Linked DNA regions of Mus musculus: all the other regions are linked to region 2. The links are chromatin loops, found by intact Hi-C in ENCODE. Cell type or tissue: left cerebral cortex. All regions are shown on one strand.

The links. Peaks named below come from ENCODE experiments on the same cell type or tissue, not always from the same donor. Only the 100,000 strongest peaks of a DNase experiment are listed, where the experiment ranks them.
Region 1: it touches region 2 in a loop (2.5-fold over the local background); 2 of 42 quality-filtered maps call a loop at or near these places.
Region 3: a loop joins it to region 2, with 8 times the contacts of the local background. A loop is called at or near these places in 2 of 42 quality-filtered maps.

The regions. Positions count from the first base shown.
Region 1 is chr9:46,582,721-46,590,720 of GRCm38, reverse strand. No RefSeq gene overlaps it. Among named protein-coding and RNA genes, the nearest start is that of Gm31557, 21 kb to the left of the region's middle. In left cerebral cortex, no CTCF peak of the experiment used is centred here; DNase peaks (open chromatin) are centred at 3,534 and 4,182; H3K27ac peaks cover 416 bases.
Region 2 is chr9:46,699,431-46,707,430 of GRCm38, reverse strand. No RefSeq gene overlaps it. Among named protein-coding and RNA genes, the nearest start is that of Gm22805, 73 kb to the right of the region's middle. In left cerebral cortex, no CTCF peak of the experiment used is centred here; DNase peaks (open chromatin) are centred at 3,058, 3,500, 4,000, 4,699 and 1 more place; H3K27ac peaks cover 3,109 bases.
Region 3 is chr9:46,629,340-46,637,339 of GRCm38, reverse strand. All of the region lies in intron 3 of Gm31557 (a long non-coding RNA gene), which reads right to left. It overlaps Gm22805 (a small nuclear RNA gene), which reads left to right and starts at 7,121; the gene lies at 7,121-7,227. In left cerebral cortex, a CTCF peak has its summit at 3,189 (motif pointing left); DNase peaks (open chromatin) are centred at 4,563 and 6,942; H3K27ac peaks cover 1,244 bases.

The DNA of each region.
Region 1 (8,000 bases), 120 kb after region 2:
CTCATGGATGCTGAAGAGAGAAAATGCATCCTGGGTGGTTATCAAAGATGACAACTGCCCTCCTGCAGCTCCCCTGTTGTGGTGGAGCATAGGAAGGGTCTAGGCTGCCTTTGAAGTCCACCCTGGGAGAAGACAGAGCTTCCTTTTCCTGCAAGATCCAACCTCCAAAGAGCAATGAGCAGAGGTTCTGGTCAAGCGTGTGCAATGGCTCCTCATGTAGCCCTAATTGGTCTAGGACCCCTAGGCTGTCTAGGAGATAATATAGTCATGTGACCTGTGTAAGGCCATTGAGGCTCCCTGAACTGCACTTCATCTTCTGAAAGGCGGGGATCATCCCATACTGTATTAAAAGATGTCATTGACACTTCAAGATTCACCACCCACCTTTTTCTTTTACGGAAAAAGAAAACAGGAACTACCAACTAATCTATGCTGTATCCTCCACCATAACTGGAATCCTGATGTCAAAGACGTTTAAAGGACGGGGAAAGATCAATTGTTAGAATTTACGAAAAGTAGTCATGATAATTCTTACTGCACAAAGGTTTTGGAGAGGACCCAGTGGGCTAATGAGTGTCATCATGCTTGGCAAAGCAGGAAGCTGGGTGACAGTATGAGTTGTGTTTAAAATTAGGGTATCACGATGGTCAAGTTCCCAAGCGACAACATGAGGGTGTGAGCTTCAGGAGGCAGCCTGAAGCCATCTGGTTCATCTCCTTCAACATTGCATCCCCATTGTCCAGAAATGCTCATCCCATGGACAGGCTCTCAATGCACTCATCATTACCTGGATGCAGTCTCACCCATGACAGGCACATTGGGAATACATAGCCAAGGCCCTTCTGGTCCCCTAGCTGTGGACTAGCTGAAAGCTCCAGGTCAGGGCTCCCAGAGATTAGCGGGTACCACCTTCCACAGTGAGGAGCCTTGTTTTCCCTATAATGAAGATGAATACTAGCCCCAGGAACAGACAAGGACTGTCCCTCCTTCCCAACAACACAAACAGTGGAAGCATTTATAAAGCAATGACTGTGTGAACAGCCAGAGGCTGAGTTCTGCATGGGAAAGAGACAAATGAGATCTTCTCTCCTCTGGAGTTGATTGATTGAGAAGAAAAGATATAAGAATAGAGAAAATATTAAAGCAACATGAGGCCTGTACATGGCGTTAGGGACCTGTTCTTTGGCTGGCATATTTGTTCGCTAGAATTACCATAACAAAATGTCATAGACTGGAAGGTTTAAGCAACAGAAATTTATCATCTTACAGTTCTAGAAGCTTCAAGTCCCAAGATCAATATGCCATTGGGGTTAATTTCTTCAAAGGCCTCTTGACTTGGCTTATAAATAGCTGTCTCATATCTGTGTCTTTAAATGTTTATTCTTATGCACGTATACGTATTCTAATGATTCTCTTTTTTGGGAAGGTGCCGCTCTAAGACTTCAGCATGAACTTGGCAAGGATAAAATTCAGCCCATGACAGTTATTTAGCTAGTAGTTCACAATCACCTACTGTATGCCAACTACTGTGCTAAGTGAAGAAGAGATGGATAAATAATATAGCTCTTAAGAGGATCACAACCAAGTTCGGGAAGCTGACAAAGGAACAAGTAACTGGCATCCTTTGTGGAAGGGTAATAACAAAGCCACAGAACCAGCATGACTGGAGTTCCAAAGAGGAATGACACTGTCCTAGCCTGGGAGGTGGCCAGGGGAAGCTTCCTTGAGGAGACAAATCCTAACTCACCATGAAGGATTAACATGAGCCACACTCCTGATAGTAAAAATGTGAAGAAGACAATGTGAAGAAGCCACACAACAGTCAAGGGATAGAGTGAAGGAAGATGACAATCTCAGAGGTTAAATTGAAACTACAGGATGCTGAGGTGCCTCCTTTGGTCTCACGCTTTGGGAACTACACTCACCTCTTTCCAGGCCTAGCTCTATCCCAGTGTTTCTGAGGGAACACAGATAGTTTGATGATGCTGGAACAGAGGTCAAACAAGCAAGGACTGCGTGCTATACAATAACCAAATGGGAAGAGCTGGATGTGGGCTCTGGATGAGCAAAGGAGAATGGTCTCTGTTCTCTGAGTGATGTGAGGTCAAGTGCTCCAAGGTGGAGTCTTCAGGGGCCTTCCCTTCCCTCCCTATGTGGGCAGCCATGTATCCTATCTGGTGGCAATGTGGTTTAACCATAAAACACATTGTGCAGAGCCTGACTGGAAACTCAACAGGTCATAACTGTCACTATTCTTAACTCTGCCCGGGATGGTTGCTTATCTGCGGAGAAGGGATCATACAAGCATCCTACAGTGTCGCTGGGAACTTAAAGGAGATGGCTAATGTAGTGAGGACCAAGTGAGACACAAAGTGAAACAAATCATGATGAAGTGCGGCTTCATAGTGTGCAAACCAGGATGATTGTATTTGCTATTGAATCGAAATTCCTTTGATTGTGAGACCCACTATGCTTAGATCCCTCACTCGGGAAGAAACGAATGTTAAATGTGGTTAGGCATGACACGGGCTCAGCACTGAACTTAGGATACAAGGAGAGATAGAAAAGGAGTAGGTATAAAGGGAGACAAATGGGAAGAACCCTTGGGCTTCTGTCTAGTTGCCTAGGTTGGAGACCTGACCATGTTTGACTTTTTTTACTCTCCTGCCTCCTCACCCCATTAGCCACCAATTCTGGACCTGCTATCTCCTTCCTTCAGAATCTGTCCATGTCTCTTAGCCTAGTCTCTTAATTCCTTTCACCAGCATTATGGAGTTACTACACGGTGGCATGTGTGATGTTAAGATCCGGTCATAGGAGAGTAAAGGCCCTGATGGACTGGTGGACTTGGAATAAGAAAGCTATTTACATGGGCACATGCGTAGGAGGAGAGAGTAGAAGGAGGTACAGACAGGGAGACAGCCATGGGACAACAGAGACAGAGGCTGAAATAACTGCTCATCACCACCAGAACCTTGGAAGAGGCAAAGATGGACTATTTTACAGAGTCCCAGAGGAGGCGGGATCCTGCCAACGCCTTGATGTTGGCCCTCTGATCTCCAGAGCTCCAAATCAGTTTCTGTTATTTTAGGCCATCTGGCTTGTGCTACTTCATTATAGCAGCCCTGGGAAACTAATACAAGTACCAGCTCCTGCAGCTGTTGCAGCTGTACCGATCTGCAGAAGGACAGAAGGACAGGAGGCAGGGAGGAAAAGAAGATGTCATTGTCTTTTCCCATTGTCTCATCTCTTTTGAGACAGGTATTAGGGGGTTTGGTTTGGTTTGGTTTTGTCCCTGGGTGTGAGCAAAGATTTCTTACAGAAGGTACTGTAAACATGTACCTTAGACATCTTTCTGAAAGAGGAAGTGAGCGGTGCAAAGGGAAAACTTCCTTCAGATAACCAATTGACAGAATGATCATGTGAGCTTCTACAGCGCCTCCATCCCTGTGGACTCATGAACTTGAGAGAGAATGAAGCACTTTTGTAAAAAGGGTATAAAAGGCAGTATTGTATAATTTCTCTTAAATGTCTGTTGGGCATCGGGGGCCTATAAATAGGCAGTACATCTGCTGTGCAGAGTAAGAACGGGCCGATCTCTTAAACAGGATGCAAACTCTGGATCTTTCCAGATCTATCTAGGCTGCAGGGGCGGGGCAGGGGCAAAGGCTGGAGGGCTGCTCTCAGCACCTTGGGAGGGAGGCTCAAGGAGGCCCAGGGGCAAGGCCAGCCCGCTGACCTATAAGGAAGCAGAGAGGAAGCAGGTTCTCTGTCCCCGGGTGTTGCCCAGGCTTGATGGCTCACTGGGAGCTGAGGGATTAGGGCTTGTCCTTTTCTGTGTTACTGCAGCAAGCAATTGTGAATTTAGTGGCTCCCGACGACACAATTTTATTATCTTACAGTTCCAGGGATCAGAAGTTCAAACTGAGTTTTATTAGATTAAAATCTATCTGTCGGCCTAACTGTGTTCCCTCTAATAGTCAAAGGTAGAACCTATAGCCATGGTGTTTTCCAACTGCCAGAGGCTCTACTGCTCTTGGTTCCTGTGTCCTTGAAGCCAGCAGCACTGGGCTATGTTTTCCCCACATGGCTGTCTCTCTGGCTGGCTTTCTTTGCCTCTTCCTTCTGCTTTTAAGAGCCCTTCTGATGAGTAGTTCCACCAGAAGCCCTATGTTAAGATCAACTGGTCAGTAGACTTAATTGATGGACAGCCTTAATTCTCCTTTGCCGTGGGAAGGAATATATTCACAGGTCTCAGGAAGCAGAATATGGACATCTTTGTCTCAGGAACACTGATTAGCCTATGACCATATGTTCTGCTCTTGCCCACACGACAAGCAAAATGCAAATACATTCACCCCACTTCTGCTACCAAAATCTCTATTACTCACGATTCAGTCAGAGAGCTGGACAGAGAGATCAGTGCTTAAGATCATTTGTTGCTCTTGCAGATGTCCTGGGTTCAGTTCCCAACACCCACATTGCAGCTATAGCCATCTGTACCTCCAGTTCCAAGTGACCCATGCCCTTTTCTCACCTTCCTGGGCACGAGGCACACATGTGGTGCAGGTATATATACATGCAGCCAAAACACATAAAGTCTATACACATAAAATCTATACCTAAGTGAATTTTTTTTAAAAAGGATTCATTCAGAAAAGCTGAGCAAGTAAGAGACATATACTGAGACTTGTGACAAGAAATTGACCTGGAATTGTGAAGTCTGGATAAGTAAGTCTGAAACCCATTAGTACAGACTATCATTAAGGACACACCAGAGTGCTGAGGCCCAAGCTAAGGATGCAGGTCACAGAAATGTGTGCTGCTTCTCTAAGGGAAGGTTCTCCCTTACCATCAAGCTTTCCATCCGATTGGATTTGCCCTTTCCAGAAAACCTAAACTAATTTCCTTAGAGTCACTTAATTATGAACTTTAATAACATCTTCAAAATACCTTCAGCACATTGGGGTTAGTGTTTGATATAATAGTAAGACTATAGCATAGTAAATCTGACACATCCAAGACACCATCTGTGCTGGTTTGAGTGAGACTGGCCCCTGTAGGCTCATAGATTTGAATACTTGGTCCCCAGTTGATGGAACTGTTTGGGAAGGATTAGGATATATAGCCTTGTTGAAGGAGGCTTCTTAAACGCGTTCTCACGACCGGCCAGGAAGAACACAACAAACCAGAATCTTCTGCGGCAAAACTTTATTGCTTACATCTTCAGGAGCAGGAGCGCAAGCCCCCAAGCCCAAAAACGAAAGCCCCCCGCTTACATCTTTAGGAGCCAGAGCGCCAGCGCCAGAGCGCAAAAGCGCAAGCAAGAGAGCGCAAGTAAGAGAGAGAATGGCGGAAACCCCGTCCCCTTTTAAGGAGAATTATTCTTTGCCTAGGACGCATCACTCCCTGATTGGCTGCAGCCCATGGCCGAGTAAAGGCAGAGTACATGTAGTGGAAAATTACTCTTGGCACATGCGCAGATTATTTGTTTACCACTTAGAACACAGGATGTCAGCGCCATCTTGTGACGGCGAATGTGGGGGCGGCTCCCAACAGAGGCTTGTCACTGTGAGCAGGCTTTGGGGGTTCAAAAAATGCATGTGATTCTCTCTCTCTCTCTCTCTCTCTCTCTCTCTCTCTCTCTCTCTCTCTCTCTCTCTTTCTGCATTCTGGTTGTAGATTAAGATATTAGCTACTCTCAGCTGTTTCTTTGCTCCACCAACATGTCTCTAACCCTCTGAAACTATAAACCAAATTAAACATCTTCTTTTAAAGGTTGCCTTCTTCGTGGTATTTTATCACAGCAATAAAGAAGTGCCTAAGACATCACCCCAAGATGAAGGTGGCTCACTAAGGACTCGGTCCTGTGCCCAGACACTGATCAAAAGCTCCTGTAAACCTCAGAATGGTTGGCAGTTGTGAAGATGTTCCTTTGCACAATGTTAAGAGCACATGACTGCTCTGAGCCACTGTTCCCTGAAATTAGGAACTGCTTAAGGGCAAAGGCCAATGTTTTGTATTTATAGCTGCATCTTCCAGGCCCTAAGTTTGCTGTTAGCCATTATTGGGGATGCTCAGAGTTTATCTGTATACATACACACACACACACACACACACACACACACACACACACACACACACACATATTGTCTTAGGGTTTTACTGCTGTGAGCTGACACCATGACCAAGGCAAGTCTTATAAAGGACAACATTTAATTGGGGCTGGCTTACAGGTTCAGAGTTTCAGTCTATTATCATCAGGGCGGGAGCATGGAAGCATCCAGACAAGCATGGTTCAGGAGGAGCTGAGAGTTCTACATTTTCATCCAGGCAGCTAGAATGAGGGTCTTAAGCCCACACCCATAGTGACACACCTACTCCAACAAGACCACACCTCCTAATATTGCCACTCCTTGGGTCAAGTATATAAAAACCATCACATATTTATGTACATACATATATATGTATATAATTATATCATTTATACATACATATGTATGTATACATAATCAGATAGATGGGTATTAATAGTTATAGATATAGATACCCCTCCCCGTTCCATGTGTTAGGCACATCTGTTCCATTGCACCTTCTCCATCTTGATAATCTGTCTCACCACAGACCCAGAAGCATCAAGCTAAACTCCCATGGATAGAAACATCTAAAACTGTGAACTAAAACAAATATATCCTCCCTTAGTTATTTTTCTCAAGCATTTGTCATGGCAGCTAAATGCTGTCTCAACTCATAAGTTCTCAGCTACTGCTCCAGTATTATGCCTGCCTGACTGCTACCATGCTTACCACCATGTGACAGTCATGGACTCACTCTCTGAAGCCATAAGCCCCCAATAAACTCTTCTATAAGCTTCCTTGGCCATGGAGTCTTAGCACAGCAATAGAGAAGTAACTAAGAGAGCACCTTACTAGCACATTAAGGCACAAATACAATCTTCCCTTAAATTGTGGGCTGTTTGGCAATGTCTTAGGCAGGGTTCTATGGCAGTGTAGAGACACCATAACCAAGGCAACTCTTATAAAAGAAATCATTTAATTGGGGCTTGCTTACAGTTGCAGAGGTTTAGTCCCTTATCATTATGGCAAGGAGCATGGTGGCATGCAGGTAGACAGGGTAGCTAAGAGTTCCACATCCAGATCAGAAGGCAGCAGGAAGAACAAGAGCCTCTGGGACTGGCTTTGCAACCTCAAAGCTTGACCCCAAGGACACATTTCCTCCAACAAGGCCACACCTACTCTAACAAAGACCTTACTCCCTAATCCTTGCAAACAGTGCCACTCCCTGATGACCAAACTTACAAATATCTGAGCTGATGGGGGCCATTCTTGTTCAAACCACTCAGGCAATAAACACAATTCCATTTGATTTGGTGTCAAAACTCTTCTCTAACTCCATTGGTTGACAAGGGGTATGGAAAGTTATAGAACCTTTCTTTGCCTATAGTAGGCAATACCTAAAGGCAGGGAGGGGCAGAGACTTCCAGGTCCTTAGTCTTAAGAATTTGAATAATGAATTTCATGGACAATGGAGAGGATGAGCTTTTAGAAAGGAATTGATTATAGACTCACGGGAGACCTTAAGAGAATTTATTATAGACTCACAGGCAGAGTTCTTATATAGCAAGAGTGGGTCCTAGGCAATGGCTTGTCAACAGGGTCCCATCTAAAGGTTAACAAGGCTTTGCTGGGTTGAAGTGTATGGGGTGAACTGGTTGTGTATGCGCCTCAGTTTCAATTACACCCTCACAAAAAGCTTCCAGATAGCTATGGACAAAAGAGAAGAAATATAACAATAAACAAGGCCAGAAACCAGAGAACCCCAGTACCTCTGCCATTTCTGATCTTCAGAAAGGACAGAAAAAGGACATACTCAGTTCCTGTTACAAGGATGAGAAATGGAATTGTTTTCAAGACTCCTGCACCTCACACCACCTCATCGGCTTCTAGCTGCTGTTCCTGTCAATACTACCTCTGGGATGC
Region 2 (8,000 bases):
GAGACATGGTGGAAGACAGGCTTTGAATGAAGCGCCAAGAATAGGACTTTGTGCTGTCCAGATGATAATTGGAAGGATTTTAAACTCAAGAGTCTGTGGAAACAGCACTACTTCAGAGGCTATACTAGAATGTTCTCTAATCCATCAATCCATTACTCCATCCTAAGATTCTTGCAAAGAAAAGTTGTCCCCAAACTCTAAGGCCTTTCCTCTCTCTCTATCCTACCGGTGCCACTGTAATAGCAAGGTTGCCTCTTTTTGACACTCAGAACAGAACACTATCCACATCTATGCCTCTACTACCATCACTGCCATTATATGTCTCAGTTCTCAGAAAAGGGAAATAGATAGCTAAAGAAGTAGAAGATAGGCTGTAGAAACTTCTGGGACAGGCGGCCTGAAGAAATTGTTGTAAAAGAAGGAAGTCCATGAGAAGAGAAACAAGATTTGGGCCCAGGGTGCTCACATTAATAACTGGACACCATCCATTTAATGCCTGCTGGAGTAGAAAGTCTAAGAAAAGAAAAGAAGAAAAGACTGCTCAAAACTTCTGCTAACAGAATGCTACCTTCTCCTATTTGAGAGCAACATGATTGGCAAATTGATACAGAGAGTCTGATAGGAAGGAAGAGAGTGTCTCCTGGGATAAGCTTGTCCTCAGTCTACTCCAGTGTAGACTGTTGAAACGCAAACTATGGGAAGAACTCAGTGTGGGTTAACGGTACAGAAAAAAGACCATTCTTTACCCACTACAATCTTAAACCTCATTCACCATACAAGTGAGTCTGCCTGGACTAGATGTTGGGTCAAAAGTACTAAAGAGAAGAAGTGGGCTCTCTGAGTTTCATGGGTTTTGCAGTACACAGTACACTGAAGATTTGTACACAGTGGAAAAGGTCAGTGGCCTAAGAGATAAAGCAATAGAGGTCTGGGGAATGTGAGGTTTTAGCACTATATAAGAAGATAATCTGAAAAAGTTTTGTGAGATAAAGGAATTGGAAAAGTGGGGAAAAGAAGAAGAGAAAGAAGTTGAGGAAGAGGAGGGGGAAGAAGAAGAAGAGGAGGAGGGAGAGGAGGAGAAGACAATGACCTTGGGGCTTGGATTGGAAGAGTCAAAGGATTAATCAGATGGGGAGTGACCAATATGTTTCTCACCTCTCCATCTCCCTCAAATCATTTCTCTAGTTCATCCAACGCTCTAGCTTTTCTATCTCTTTCTGCCTATGACTCCCCATCTCTGCTCCCAGGGGAACCCTCAGTCCAAATGGAGGGATTTATGAACAGAGATACTCCCTTCTCCAGATCAATGGCCAAAGATCAATAGCTATAATGCAGAAAATTAATCCATATTCATTAGAATTGAATTGAACAAATGATATTATTAAAAAAAATCCCTTGGAAATCTATGTAAAGAATTACATGGAAAGTTGTTCTAATGTCACTGCTGTCTGCACAGCCAGGGAGGGAGGAGCTATTGCTCACATTCAAAAAGCACTCTAGAAGATTCCTTCTTAGAAAGTAAGAAAAGGGGCTCCCATGTTGCTGCTGCTTCTTCTTCTTCTTCTTCTTCTTCTTCTTCTTCTTCTTCTTCTTCTTCTTCTTCTTCTTCTTCTTCTTCTTCTTCTTCTTCTTCTTCTTCCTCTTCTTCTTCTTCTTCTTCTTCTTCTTCTTCTTCTTCTTCTTCTTCTTTTATCATACATTTGGAAACACACCCACAGACATGGAGGTAGCATGCCCCTTCTTCTAACCTGCCTGACTTCTCCCTGGAATCTGTGAAGATCCTCCAAAGGAAATAAGCTGAGTATGGCCTCAACATTGTGAAGGCATCATTGACACATTTAAGAGCTTTCTGTTTCTACTTTGCATGCCATTTTATTCTTTCCTGATACCTCAGGAAAATCCTGAAGACCCCTGACAAAGGTTTATCCAGCATCTTTATAAGATGGGGGTGTCTGTAATATGAAATTAAGTATGGGCACAATTCATGTATTTACACTTAATTCCCCACATAATAGTATTAAGGATCAGGGCATGTAAGAGGTGGTTTAAAAGGGACAAAGTTCATACTGATGGAGTTAGGACCCTTCAGAAGGGGCTTTAGGAAGGGGTTGCCCCTTCTGCCCCTCCCACCTCATCTGCCTCTTGAAGCATTTGGCCCCTCTAGAGAATCTCCCAAAAATGCCATCTTGAAAGACCCATACCAACACTCAGCCTGCTGTCTGTCACCTTGTCCTTGGACTTCCCAACATGCAAAACTATGAAAAAGAAATAGCCACCATGTACAGATTACCTAGCCTAAGACATTTTGTTGGCAGAGGCAGGAGCTCCTCGTAACATATATTACAAGGAGGTAGGGACCATTTTTGTCCTTGCCCACCACGGTGGAGAACCTCATTTTCCTTCCTCCCCTGAAACGTTCCTTTGGTGAATATTCACAGTTCTCCTCTCCAGAAGACCAAAAGCTCCTTCCAGGGTCTCATACAAAACTCTCTAATGGTACCACGTGAAAGAGATCACAGGGCTTTAGGCTCTCCCTTTTCCTAGTCCAGCTTTCTATACTCTCAGGGCCCCATTAACTACTCTGAGTCTCTTTTCTTTCTCTGGGATGTATGTGTCTTTTTCTGGGAAACTGCCAAGCATTTGGGAGAAGCCGTGTGGGCAGAAAATGACCACAAAGCTAGAGGGAATGCTTAAAGAGTCCAACAACCACTCAACACGGATTTATTGAGCATCTGTCATGTTCCAGGAACCATGCAAGGTTGGAGCGGGGGAAGATGAGCCCTGCCTAGGCCAGCCTTTCTCACAGCCCAGCATCTGAGTGGGAGCTATGGCATCAGGCAGCTCCACAAACTTCTTCTATTTTTATAAGGTTCATTCTGTCTTATGGGCAAAGAAGGGCCACCCAAGTGTCCTGCACTTATTGGTTGAGTTAATCAAAAAGAATTCATGCCCTGTCAGCCCTTACTTTTTGAGATGGGGAGCAGAGTTAAATAAGAAATGACAGTGACTATGCATAAGGCTCCTGAAATTTTCTCCTCTGTTAAACAACCCCCACCGTGGCAGCCACTACCACCACGCACACATGTTCACATGCTGGGGTGCACACGCACACGTGCCCATGCACTCAGAAAAGACTTGCTACTCCCTGCTGTAAATGCAGGCTTCGAGAGACAATTAAATATTGATATCTTTACATCTCAGTATTTTCTTTTCAAATCCAAACAGCCCCAACAGGAGCCATTGCTGATAGTTACTTAACTCCTTAAAACGTCCACGAGGGGTTTTATCCTTTTAAAAGGAAGTCGTTACAAGCAAGGAAACGGAAACAGGCTGGGGTGGGAATGGGCTACTTCTCCTGAAACAAGCCCCCGAGAGGAAACTTCCGCTCACTTTCGTAGACTCTGCCCCAGAGAGCCAGTTCTAGGAGCAGGGCCAGCTTTACACAAGCAGGTCTGGCCTCCCACATCGCACCCTCTCCATGGCCTGAAAAGACAAAGACATACTCTCTTGCCAGCTTCCAAAATAGGCACTTGAGCGCCCTGCAATCAGAGGCTTGGTGAAATTATGTAAATTGTCCATGCATAATGATGCCCCTGCTGAATAGATTAACCCAGCAGGGGTACTGGACAGCACTGAGCAGGTGTTAGCTGCTGGGCCCTCGCGCTCTACCCAGCATCAAGGGTGAGAACCTATACAGCACATACTACCACGCACTCTCCTTTTCTCTCAGTCAGTCCCAAATGTTTGCCCACTAAAATCTCCAGGGTCAGCCTGAACGGGAAGACACAAACCTCTTACCCCCGGGAGTTGTTTCTTGGAAGGTCAGCAAGGGGACCCTTCAAATGGATGAACCTCAACTGTAACCTCTAGAGTCCCTGCCCTGTGTTTCTGTGTCTCATTCCCTGCCCTGTGGGTGGGACTCGCATCCTTGTATTCTCCACAGGATCCAGTCCAGAGCCTTCTCCACAGTAAGCACTCCCCCGGATGCTTTTTGAATAGAATTGAATTCTAAACAGACAGAGCTGGAATGCCTCTTTGAAGTTATTCAAGCAGTCCGCAGACATATTCCGATTGTGAGTCACACGTCGTCTATGGGTGCAAACACTGGTATAGGGATTCCAGCTTCATTCTCATTACATTCTTTGAAATCTTGAAATCACAGGGAAATTGTGTCTTTGTGTGTTTTAGGCACTTATTTTTGTTTTGACTCTTGGGATTATTTTGGTTTTGAGACAGGGTTTCACTGGTGTAGTCCAGGCTAGGCTCAAACCTCTATCCCACTCTTTTGTGCCGTTGTGAGCTCTTCCATGGGCAGATGGACAAAGCTTTCACCAGCCTCTTAGCGGTGCCACGCCCCTTCCCTAAAACAAACACTGTCAATGTCAATGGCAGCTAGCAGAGTGGGAAGTGTAGACTTGAACCCCCACAACTAACCGCATGCTAAGAACTGGGGATGCGAGGGGAGGGGGCGCAGGGGAAGGTGGGCAACCTGAAGAAGACAGAAACCTGAAATCAAGATCAGCTCCATGTAAAGTAGCTGCCATTAGCCCAAATAGTCACTAATATAGAAAATGAGCCTTGAGAGGGTTCGTTGCTCTCCTAGGGTCACATCTCTCCCACAGCTGCCTTGGCATTTGACAGCCTGGCCGGGACACCCTTTTATGTTCTCACAGGCACGGGACCCCTGCCATAGTTGTCTGTATTCTGAGCAGCTATGGCAGGGGCTTGTTGGCTAGGCCTCTCTGTCCCCAGTGCGCACATCTCTGCATGCTTCAGCGGACTTTGTGGAGTCTATTTACCACATCTAAGACCAATTTCCTTCCCTTCAGTTGCTTTGAAGATAATTGAAGGTACTTGCATTGTCTGCCTGGGAATGTAAAAAGCCAGCTAATGCTGCAATCGATGCTTCCTGCTTAATGCTGAGCCTCAGCCCAGCCCGCCCTGAGCACCAGCTAACACAGCGTCCGTCCGATGATGGCTTCGGCAGATCTTCCCGGCCAGCTACTTTGTTAATCAGAAAGGGGTTGGGGGGCTGCGGGGGCCCTCAGGATAATGGCAGGCAGATTGAGTTGTTAAGCCTGAATGAAATATTTAGTAGCGCCATTTACAGGATGCTGCTGGTGGGAGCGGTCCTCTTGGCGCTGCCTGGGGATGAGAGGGAGGTGCTCTCCTTGAGCTCCCCAGGCAGGGCACTGATGAGCCTGTTACAGCAGGCAGGGAGGAAGGCTGCAGCATCAGCCTTAGAGGTGGAGGAAAGGGGAAGGAGGACTAACCTGGATAACCTCCCAACTGACACACCCCCTACAGGGCAGGCTCAGAGAGCTCAGGAGGGCCCACCCTGCTAAACCTTCAGTGGGCATGAAGAAGGAGTGCCCACCACATTCTGTATAGCGGTTCTGCTTCTTGGATGGATTTAACAAGGACGTAAGGCTGGTTGTGACATGAGGTAGGGAAAGGAAGATATTCGTGTTCCTTTCTCCTGATCACTGAGAACATAGAGTCCCTGCGATGTGTTTTAATCCACACCAAACTGATGTTCTCGCTTCCAAAATTGTGGAATGGAGCCGGCGAGATTCCCAGAAGAAAAAAACACTCGCTCCCAAGCAGGCTGAGTTTGATCCCTGGTTCTCATGTGGTAGACGGTGAGAACTGATTCCCACAAGTTGTCCTCTGACCTTTAAATGGGGTAACTCCCCCATACACACAGTAAGTAAGTAAGTGAGTGAGTGAGTGAGTGAGTGAGTGACTGAGTGAGTGAGTGAGTGAGTGAATGAATGAATGAATGAATAAATAAATAAATAAATAAATAAATAAATAAATAAATAAATAAATAAGTGGTGGAGTCTTTCTGAGGTGGGGCTACACAGTTCATATGTTTATTCAACATTTATTTAGCTCCTAATCTGCTATGAGTAGGAATTTATCAGGTGCCTTAGTATCTACCTTCTCCACAGAACTCACCCACCTCCCTCACCCCCCACCCCCATCCCCCACCCCCACGCCCCATCATGACTGAGCAATGCTTTAACCCTTCCTTAGGTGAAGAATGCAATGCTTCCTATCATCTGTCCCTGTCCCCTCCCCTCTCCCTCTCTCCTCATCTTCTCCCTCTCTCTTCCTTCCTCTTCATCTTCTCTCTGTTTCTCTCCCTCTACCTCTCTCCCACCTCCTCTTTTCCTGTCTCTCCCTCTCTCTCTCCCCTCTCCTTTCTTCTCTCTCTCTCTCTCTTTCTCTCTCTCTCTCTCTCTCTCTCTCTCTCTCTCTCTCTCTCTCTCTCTCCTCCTTCCCTCTGACCTCCCCTCTTTGCCTGCTATCTTACAGTCAGATTACTATCAGTTAAAGGTGTATATATAAATAAATTCTCAATAAATCACTAACATGGTTCAATGCAGCTACAACCAATAAGTTAGCTAAGGAATAGCCAGGCATGGTGGTACACACCTCTAATCCCAGTGCTTGGGAGGCAGAGGCAGGCAGATTTCTGAGTTCGAGACCAAGCATGGTCTACAGAGTGAGTTCCAGGACAGCCAGGGCTACACAGAGAAACCCTGTCTCGGAAAAACAAACAAACAAACAAACAAGTAAAAAAGTTAGTGAAGGAATTAAAATAAAATTATAAATAGCTGACATCTTGAGCAAGTATGATAAAACAATATAAAAACACATGATGCACCACGGCTAGGAAGGCAAGGTTGGTTTAACATTCAAAAAATAATATAACTCACCATGCTAAGAGATACAAAGAGACAAAGACAAATCATGTCAAGAGATACGAAAAGGTATTTGACATAATTCAATGTCCTTTCTTTATAAATATTCTAGGGGGAAAAATCCTAGAACTCAAAGCAAACCAGTTTATATAACACTCAAAGAATAAGTCAGATACATATGGATTCACCAACAAATCCCATTTACACATTTAAGAGACAGGGCTTGGATGTAGCTCAGTGGTATAGCACCTGTCCAGCATATGAAAGACCCTGGGTACAAGCCCAGGTACCACACTCACAATCCTGCAAAGGCAATCCTGTATATGTTGTCCAAAGAATAGAAGAAATTATTTGTGGAATCAATAAAATCTTGGTTGTGGAATCTGATGAAGATAGTTCAATAAGAGAACCTACTAATCAATCTCTCTCAGGCAAAGATCCTAAACAAGTTACTTACAAATAGCGCAGCACAATGAACTTGGGCTGACTCCAGGAAAGCAAAATGTACTATTTGAAAATCTACCAAGATAACTGACTATAATTTGCCAATTAACAGAATAAATGAAAAAGGGGGAGAAATTACATGATCACCTCAAGAGATAAAGAAAAATTATTTGATAAAATTCAACACTGTGTATGCTTTAGATGGGAAGGAAGAGAAATGTGTAAATGAGAAGAGGGAGTGTTCCCATGCGTGTTATTGCTATGGTACAGACGAGGCACTCCTGATACAGGATACAGTTAACTCAGCTAAGCCACAGAAATCAGAGCTCAATGCACAAATGTGAATAGTATGCCTGTGTAGAGCCAACAAACAAAAATGGTTTTAAATGACATTTTCAAAACATCTAAAGTAAATATAACATAAGATGTTCAAGGACCTCTAGGAAAAAAAAAAATCCTCTTATCACTGTGAAAGAAGACTGTGGCAGGTGGCGGGATGGATTTTTGGATTGGGAGAAGCACCATTAAAGAGCTCTCAATTCTTCTCCAATTGACTTAAGTTTTAATCCCACCCCAAAAAATATGCCCACCTTTTTATTTATTTATTTTTTGAGACAGGGTCTCATCATTATGTAGCTGTGGCTGGCCTGGACCTGGCTATGTAAACCAATATGGCCTCCAACTCAACAAGATCTACCTGCCTTTGCCTCCTAAAAGTCTCAACATAATTGTCTTTCATAATTTTGTAGAAACTGAAAAACTGTAAAATTTACATGCAAATATAAAGTATTAAAGTATCAAGGCATTCCTGAAGACGATGCTATATGTAAGTGATAATTTGGATGG
Region 3 (8,000 bases), 70 kb after region 2:
GAGGCCCGTGAAATGAAGCGGGCTCAGTATTCTCCACCAGGCAGCACAGCATGGAGTATTTGCTCCACCTGCAGAGTGGGTCGCCTCCCACACCACCTCCCATATCACCACACCTCTAAATCCAAGGTGCCTGGGCATTCTTCCATAATGCAGCCTCAGATCTATCCTTTTTGTGTATGCCCTGGGCAGTAAACTGATTGTTTAAAATAATCATAATAATAAGGTAAAAAAAGCTATAACCACAAATTTATATATATATATATATATATATATATATATATATATATATATATATATATATATTTCTAAATGACTTTAACTAATGTCCTCTGGGCTTCTGGGTGGGTACTGTGCACCCTGTCTTCTGTGCACAGGCAAATGTGATTACAGCAAACCCTGTATTGGCCAGTCTCAGCACACGTAACTCTCCAGGCCACTGCCGGCCCTAACCACATTAGCAGCAAAGGAGCCATCCATCAGGCTAAACGGGGGAGTAGACCTGGCCCGGCTGCATGCCCCTGGATCCTCCCAACAGAGCATCTGCTCCAATTTCTCACAGTGGCAAGATCAGGCATGTGGCTGCAGACCCGATCTACCTCAGCTTGCTTCTCTCCTGCCAGCCTCAGCCACCCCATAACATCCTCAGAGTTTCTTGGCTGGCTGTGGAGGGACTCTCTGGTTCCTGTGGACAGACCAAATCTGGCTGGGGTGAAAGGCCATATTTTCAATCTCCATCTGCCTCCCACCCCCAGTTCAGCAGGTGCCAGCTCTCCTGCCCCCACTATCAACTCACCAGTCTCCTGGGCCCAAGCCTGTCAAAAACAGAGCTCACTGGCAGCAGGAGAAGGAAAGTGAAAGGGGCAGGGGGTCTTGTTTACCTAACGCACCGCTAGTTGCTACAAAGGTCAGGGCCCATCTGCCAGGCAGCAGGTGCCAGGAAGCCAGCTGCTTTCATGGCACAAGTACCAAATATGACTGAGGGGCAGGTGGATGGACCTAGACTCTGCCTCTCCTCTCAGTGCCCTGGCCTGCAGCAGACACGTGCACATGGGTTTGGTCTAGACCCAGAAATGACCTGATAGGCCACATATAACTGGCTCATTTGACACTGTGACCCATGCAAACGTTGAGTTTCGTGTTGACCTCTCCTTGTCATTTTCCACGCCACAAGACACCGTTCGTACTTCCTGCATAACACCAGGGAACCAATTTTACTTTTAGACAAAGTTCAATTTAATTAAGACTCCTAATTATCTGTCATGGGGGAAGGGGTGCCCAACAATGCTCTCATTTTCATCTGAGTAAAACTAATTTTATTTGAGGAGGCTCCCCTTGGTCTGGGGGCTCATCTTAGTTTAGAGGGCTCACCTTGGTTTGGGGGGCTGACCCCAGGTGACCGACTGAGGCTTCTTCTGGGTACAATTGTGTCATTTTCCTATTCTGCTCTCTTTACTAAAATTCTGCTGGGTTGTGACACTGTGTAAGAGTGGAGACACATGGGCTGGAGAGATGGCTCAGCTGTTAAAAGCTAGGCTTACGACCAAAAATATAAGAGTGGAGGCACAGGGAGAGACCCGAACGTCCCTGAAGGCAGGTACAAGCTACATCCCTAGAAGAACAGTCCTCTACCTCAGGAAGAAATGACAAAGGTGTCCCAGGCTGGCCTGAGTAAAGACACCAATTTTCTACAACTATGACCCTCTGGCTTTTACCAGTAGATTCAGGACAGTCAGGGAGGGGAGTAATAGCTCCCATAGGTCTCATCTCCTTCTTCAGAGTACTTCCCACAAGCAGGAAGGCAGAGCGGAAGACAGTCTGGAAGAACGACTCCTATGCTGATAGCTAGGCCAGGCTCCACCTGGGCTTGGGGTCCAATGAAGGCAGAGAGCTAGAACAAGACTCTGGGTGACCCAGGAGCTTCAGAGCCCCACATGTGCTCCAAACACTAGCAACTCTAGAAAGGGAACTGAAGCTTAAGGAAGGCTTGTACCAACTTTCTGACCTCTGCAAGTGTGGTGGTTTGAATATGCTTGGCCCAGGAGTGGCGCTATTTGGAGGTATGACCCTATTGGAGTAGGTGTGGCCTTGTTGGAAGAAGTGTATCACTGTGGGGCTGGGCAATGAGACCCTCCTCCTAACCACGTGGGAGCCAGTCTTCTCCTAGCCGCCTTCAGATGAAGATGTAGAACTCTCAGTTCCTCTTGCACCATGCCTGCCTGGATGCTGCTCTGTTCCCACCTTAATGATAATGGACTGGATCTCTGAACCTGCAAGCCAACCCCAATTAAATGTTGTCCTTATAAGAGTTCCCTTGGTCATGGTGTCTGTTCACAGCAGTAAAACCCAAAGACAACAAGTAACCTTCCTTCTCTGAGACTGTTTTAAGACGTTAGGCTGTCTGCCTTGCTCTTATTCAACCTCCATGATGCATGAAAATCACCTAGAAAGATTTTTAAAGTTCTACACGCAAGCATGGAGATCCCTAGGTTAAGTGGTTGCAGGGGAAATGACTAGTATTTTTTTTAAGGCTTGCTAGGTGACTCTAAAGTTTATCTAGGCCTGAAAAACCCTAGCTCTGGAGTTTTGTAGCCACTAAGCTTCCATCCAACAACCTAGAGGGCTTGTGGAAACAGACTTCAGGTCCTACCTTTAGTATTTCAGACTTAGTAGGTACATTTTTAGCAAGTCCCCAGATGATGGCTGGAAGGTGACACTTTGAGAACCATCGTCCTGTGGTGATGTTATTCCTGATCTGGTCCTCCAATATTGAGACAGCATTACCCCAAAAGTCGCTAGCAAGGCAGCACCACAAATGTCTTTACAGGATTAAGGAGGGATGTTAGCAATGGTAGTGACGGAAGGTAGAGGAAGGGCAGTGAGCTCCATGAGAAAATGGGCATATCAGTGTATAACAGAGGCAGGAGAGAAGAGAGATCAGGGTCAAGTTGGGTTGCCCCAGTTGATCATCAGGGTCAAGTTTGGTTGCCTCCCCACCAATCATCTGTTCTCTTGTTTGCCTTTCCCTACTGTTATGGAAAGTTTAGGGAATGGAGAGATGGCTCAGCAGTTGAGAGCATGAACTGTTCTCATAGAATACTGGAGCTCCGTTCTGAGCACCTGTACCTCAGGAAGGCTCACAACCAGCTGCAACTTCAGCTGCAGAGTATGATGCCCTCTTCTGGCCTCTCCAGGTAATGCACAATTGCAACTGTCATAGGCCCGCATCTGCATACAACTAGTTAAAAATAAATCTTCTTAAAGTACGCATCTTGAAACTATTGTATAAAGTGAAGTGACTCAACAAGCCAGTATTTTTGTTTTGTTTTGTTTTGTTTTTCGAGACAAGGTTTCTCTGTATAGCTCTGGCTGTCCTGGAACTCACTTTGTAGACCAGGCTGGCCTCGAAATCAGAGATCCGCCTGCCTCTGCCTCCCAAGTGCTGGGATTAAAGGCATGCACCACCACTGCCCGGCCAGTATTTTTTTTTAAGCCAGTTTTTTTTTTTTTTTTTTTTTTTTAGGCTAAGTGTCAGAAAGACAAATACCCATACTCTCTCTTATATGTGTATCCTAGCATTTGATGTGTGTTGTATATGGACATGTATATGCGTATATGTGGGTATGAATGTGGGTTTAGGCTGAAAGGGGACCATGGGAAAGAGGCACCAGGAAGGCAGCAGGGCAATAGTAAACACGTGCATGAGGAATGAGTGTATGCATGGGAGGTAGAAGCATGGGTGTGCGGAGTGCAAGGATCAAAGTAGATTAGGTTTGAGAATGCCACGATAAAGTCTAATGTTTAATATTCTAACAAAAAACACAAAAACAAAATAAAAACCCCATCCCACCCCCACTTCACTCCTACAGAAGCATTCCTCACCAAGTCTATCATTTCAGTTATATTAGGTGGAAAACACCCTGCCTAGAGCCCCCAGCACAAGAGCTTTATTGCCCCCTTGAACGTGCTCTGTGCTTCCCCCTTAGAGCCATAGATGTGGCCAAGCAGAAAGACAAGACTATGTAGACTGAGCGTACTCCCAAGTCCAGAAAGCCAACCTCCTTCCTTGGTGAGCTGACCCATTTCTACCCAAACATCCCCTTAACTCCTGAGCTGCATAGATGTTAGAGAACATGGTAAAGAGAGAGAGGGGAGGTAGCCCAGCCCAAGGAGACAAGCGAGCACCTCTACTACCCTGAGCCCAGTTCCAACTTATTGTGACCCTGACACAGCCAGCTTCTCTCTCTAGGATTTAACTTCTCTCTGTAAAACATGACAAGGACCCCTGGCGGGTTCCCTCTGACAGGACTGTATGCTGTATTGTGTAAATTAGATTACATTTTGTGTCAAGTTTTTCTCCTTGTGTTATTAGTAAGGAGTGGAGCCTGTCTGTAAGGTGCCCCCGAATCCCATTCCCAGCAGTTCGCTCTCAGGAGCAAGGCTTGGCCAGATGACTAATCATGACACACCATCTATTCAAACTGAGGCTAAGGACTTATTCCACATGGTTGCCATACCCACCCCATTACTCAGCTCCCATTCGGGAAGCTGCTGGAAGCACCTGCTACGACTTTAAATAGCCTTGTTGGTGGCAGATCTTCAACCAGGGAGGGTGGATTTGACGGCTGGAAGCAGCCCAAAGCTATCCAGAGCCAAGAGTGGTGAACAGCGTGAGCGATTAAGGCCGGGAAACACCATTTTTAGTCTGAAACAAGGTGTAAGTGTAATTAAATCGATCTGGGGGGCTGTCTGGATGGTCGCTAATGTCTCCTCCAGCTCCAGTATGCTATGATTTTCTTGTATAAATAGAAAATGGGTTTCGAAGGTGAAAGAAACATTCCACAGGTTAGAAAGAAAGCCACTTTAAAGGAATCTGTACGAAATCACCCCTTCCAAGGGACTACTTTAAAGGCCGATTCGTTGAGTGAAAATCTTGTCCCATGGAGTCAGAGATGTACTTTCTTCACATTTTATCTCTGAAAAATGCAACAGGACACAGGTGACAATAGGTAGAGGGCTGCAGTTTGGCAGACATCATTATTCCCATCTCGGCGTATATTTTAAAAGTGTGCATTTTCAGCCAGTGACGTCTTAGATTGGATGAAGTACAATACATCCAGGTTGACTTTACCTCTCATCAAAATGTCACTGGCCTGGTGCTTCTTACAGTTCCCAGGTGGGTGTTGCGGTCTTAGTGGTGGCTGCTGGTTTGTGTTTTCATGTTGTCTACTTTGGCTTTCCTGACACTAGGCAATCTATCTCTCTACCATTCTCTTACAGCCTTAGTCTTCTCTGTTTTTATTTGGAGATAATGTCTTTGAGTTTATAAGCCTGGCCTTGAACACTCCCGGTAGCTCAGGGACGCCCTGAACTTAGGATCGTCCTGCCTCAGCCTCCGAGGCCGTGCCACAAGCCCAGACTCAGGCTAGCCTTGACTCTGTTTTCCCTGCATATCCAGGATCTCTAGCAGTAAGACTCAAACACCAGCAGATTCTAAAGCTCTCCAGCTGCAGGCTTACGACATTTAAGATGCTTGAGTCTGGTGCTTGCTGAAGATACAGAAAGGAAGTGGGCCAGCAGTGGAACTGTGTGTGGTGAACTGGGTTAAGAAGGTCACAAGTGAGTACTGAGGCCATCTTGAGCCAAGAGGATGCTCGTCTTTATTTTGAGCAATGCCACCAACTAAAGTATAGCTTTCCCCCTTGTGACTCATACATACAATGGATTCACCAAGGTTGCCATGTGCCACAGGTTGTTAGAGAAAGGACAAGCATTACAGGACACAGGCTACTTTCTCAACCTCTCAGTGAGCCTACCAAGTGCCCCCACTTGAAGACAACCAAATATGGATTTGCAATGGAAGCCCCTTTGAGTATATGGTATACCCATGGGGCCTGGAAATTAATAATTAGGTTTGCAGAATGGGCAAAGCCACCTCCTGTTCTTTAAGCTCAATTTCCTGCAAGTGGAGCAGGAAGAAAAGAACTCAGCAGAAGATATATGAGTACCAGGAGACTCCCAATCCCCCTGGTGTTTCCCAAGTGTGCCTATGAAGTGAACACAGAGAGATCTCACTCCATTGATTAAAATATAGCTGCAGGCAAGATCTGGAGGCGCAGCCTTGCCTTATCTGAGACTTTCAGTTGCCCCAAAGTACAGCCCACAGGGAACTGTGCTGTGTGAGACCATGCCTGGCTATTTGGAAACAGAAGCATCCAGACCCCAGTCTGGTATCCCCAAAGAAAAAAATAGACCTACTTTGTTCAAAAGTCCTTGACCTGTTACAAAGAGACCCATGGGCTAAAAGAACTTTTCGGGTTAAGTTTGGCCTTCTGACCATAGCAGCTTCTCCACAAAATGAGTTGACCCTGCCCTGTCACTTCCCAGAATGCAAGACACTAAAAGGCGTAGAGGAAACGGCTGGCATATATGACGAGCAGAGGAGTAGATGAATCCAGCCCCAAGTACTGTGACTGCCACTCAGAGCACAGAGCTTGAAACAAAGTGAAGAGATGCATAGGTTGGGTTGGAAAAGAAGGACTTCGGATAACGTCTGAGCCTCAGCCACATTTACCTGAGCTGTTCTTCCTCATCTCTCAGATGAATCTCCACCTTCCCTGGCAACAAGCCTACTACTGGGGATACTCTAGGTCCTTCTTGAAGACTTAGACTAAAAAGGACTGCCTCGTGTTTCCTGGAAACCAGGAATGGGTCAGGTAACAAACAACATGGGTGAATCTAAAATCGTTCTCTGTGGGCAATTGACAAGGCCTCTGGTTTATATGGAACCTCACAGAACCCAGAGTAGCTGTGGGGATAGAATTGCTGGGTTGTATATCATACCCTCTCTATTTGCATATATTATGTGTTCCACACTTAACATTTTAGCACAGTGCCAAGTTATTTTCCAAAGTGGCTACGTAAATCTGATTCCCACCTACAATCTATTCACTCTCCTGTTTCTTCCCATCCAAGTGGGCTGGGCTGGGCACAGCTCAGTGGCTGAGCACTTGTCTACCATGAGGGAGGCCTCATCTTGTGTTCCAGCCCCAACAAAGGTGGGGGGGTGGGGATGACACGGAATAAGAGATGCTTTTGAGGATGTGCAAAAAAGGAAGAGCTCGTGCTCGCTTCGGCAGCACATAGACTAAAATTGGAACGATACAGAGAAGATTAGCATGGCCCCTGTGCAAGGATGACACGCAAAAAAGGAAGAGTTCATACATATTTCCGGTCAGGAAGTCAAAACAGTGCAGCTACTTTCCACTTCAACGAAATACAGCTCCATGCTTTGTTTTAAAATGTTAAATAGAGAGTACACAGTAAATGTAAACACAGAAAATATGAGTATATTCCATTCCTAGGTATTTACCCATAAAAGAATAAAATGTGTGTCCACACAAAGGTCTGCACATGAATATTCATACCAGTGTTTTGCATGATGGTCAAGAAGTGGAAAGAAACTGCCTCTCGATCGTACTATGCTCTTGCATTGAGTCATGACATCTTCCTTCTCCCTTAACGGTCACGTTTTTCTAGACAACATATCTTTGTTATCGCATGAGACGCTTCAGAGTTTTCTGGTACTTCTAGCACACACAGAAAGAATGTGGTCTCAGCACTGATAGTGTGCCCCGTCAGTGGCTAGATAACATGATAATAGATAATAATAAAGAACAAATATTAATTCATACTACATACAGCATGGGTGAACCTCAAAACCATGCTAAGTGAAAGAAGCCAGGTACAAAGATCCATTTAGATTAACATGGAAACTGGTAGAGAGTGGACCAGTAGTCACCTGGAGCTGGGAAGGGTAGCTGAGGGCACAGGAGTGCAGGCCACTCAGACCATACCATCATCCTTCAGGAACCTTTGACTCATTGGATGGCTGAGATCACAGGTGTGCATCACTGTGCCAAACTTAACCAGAGTCTTCCTGCTTCCTCCTTTCTTTTTCCTTTTTTTTTTTTTTTTTTCCCAGTGCTGGGGACTGAAACTAG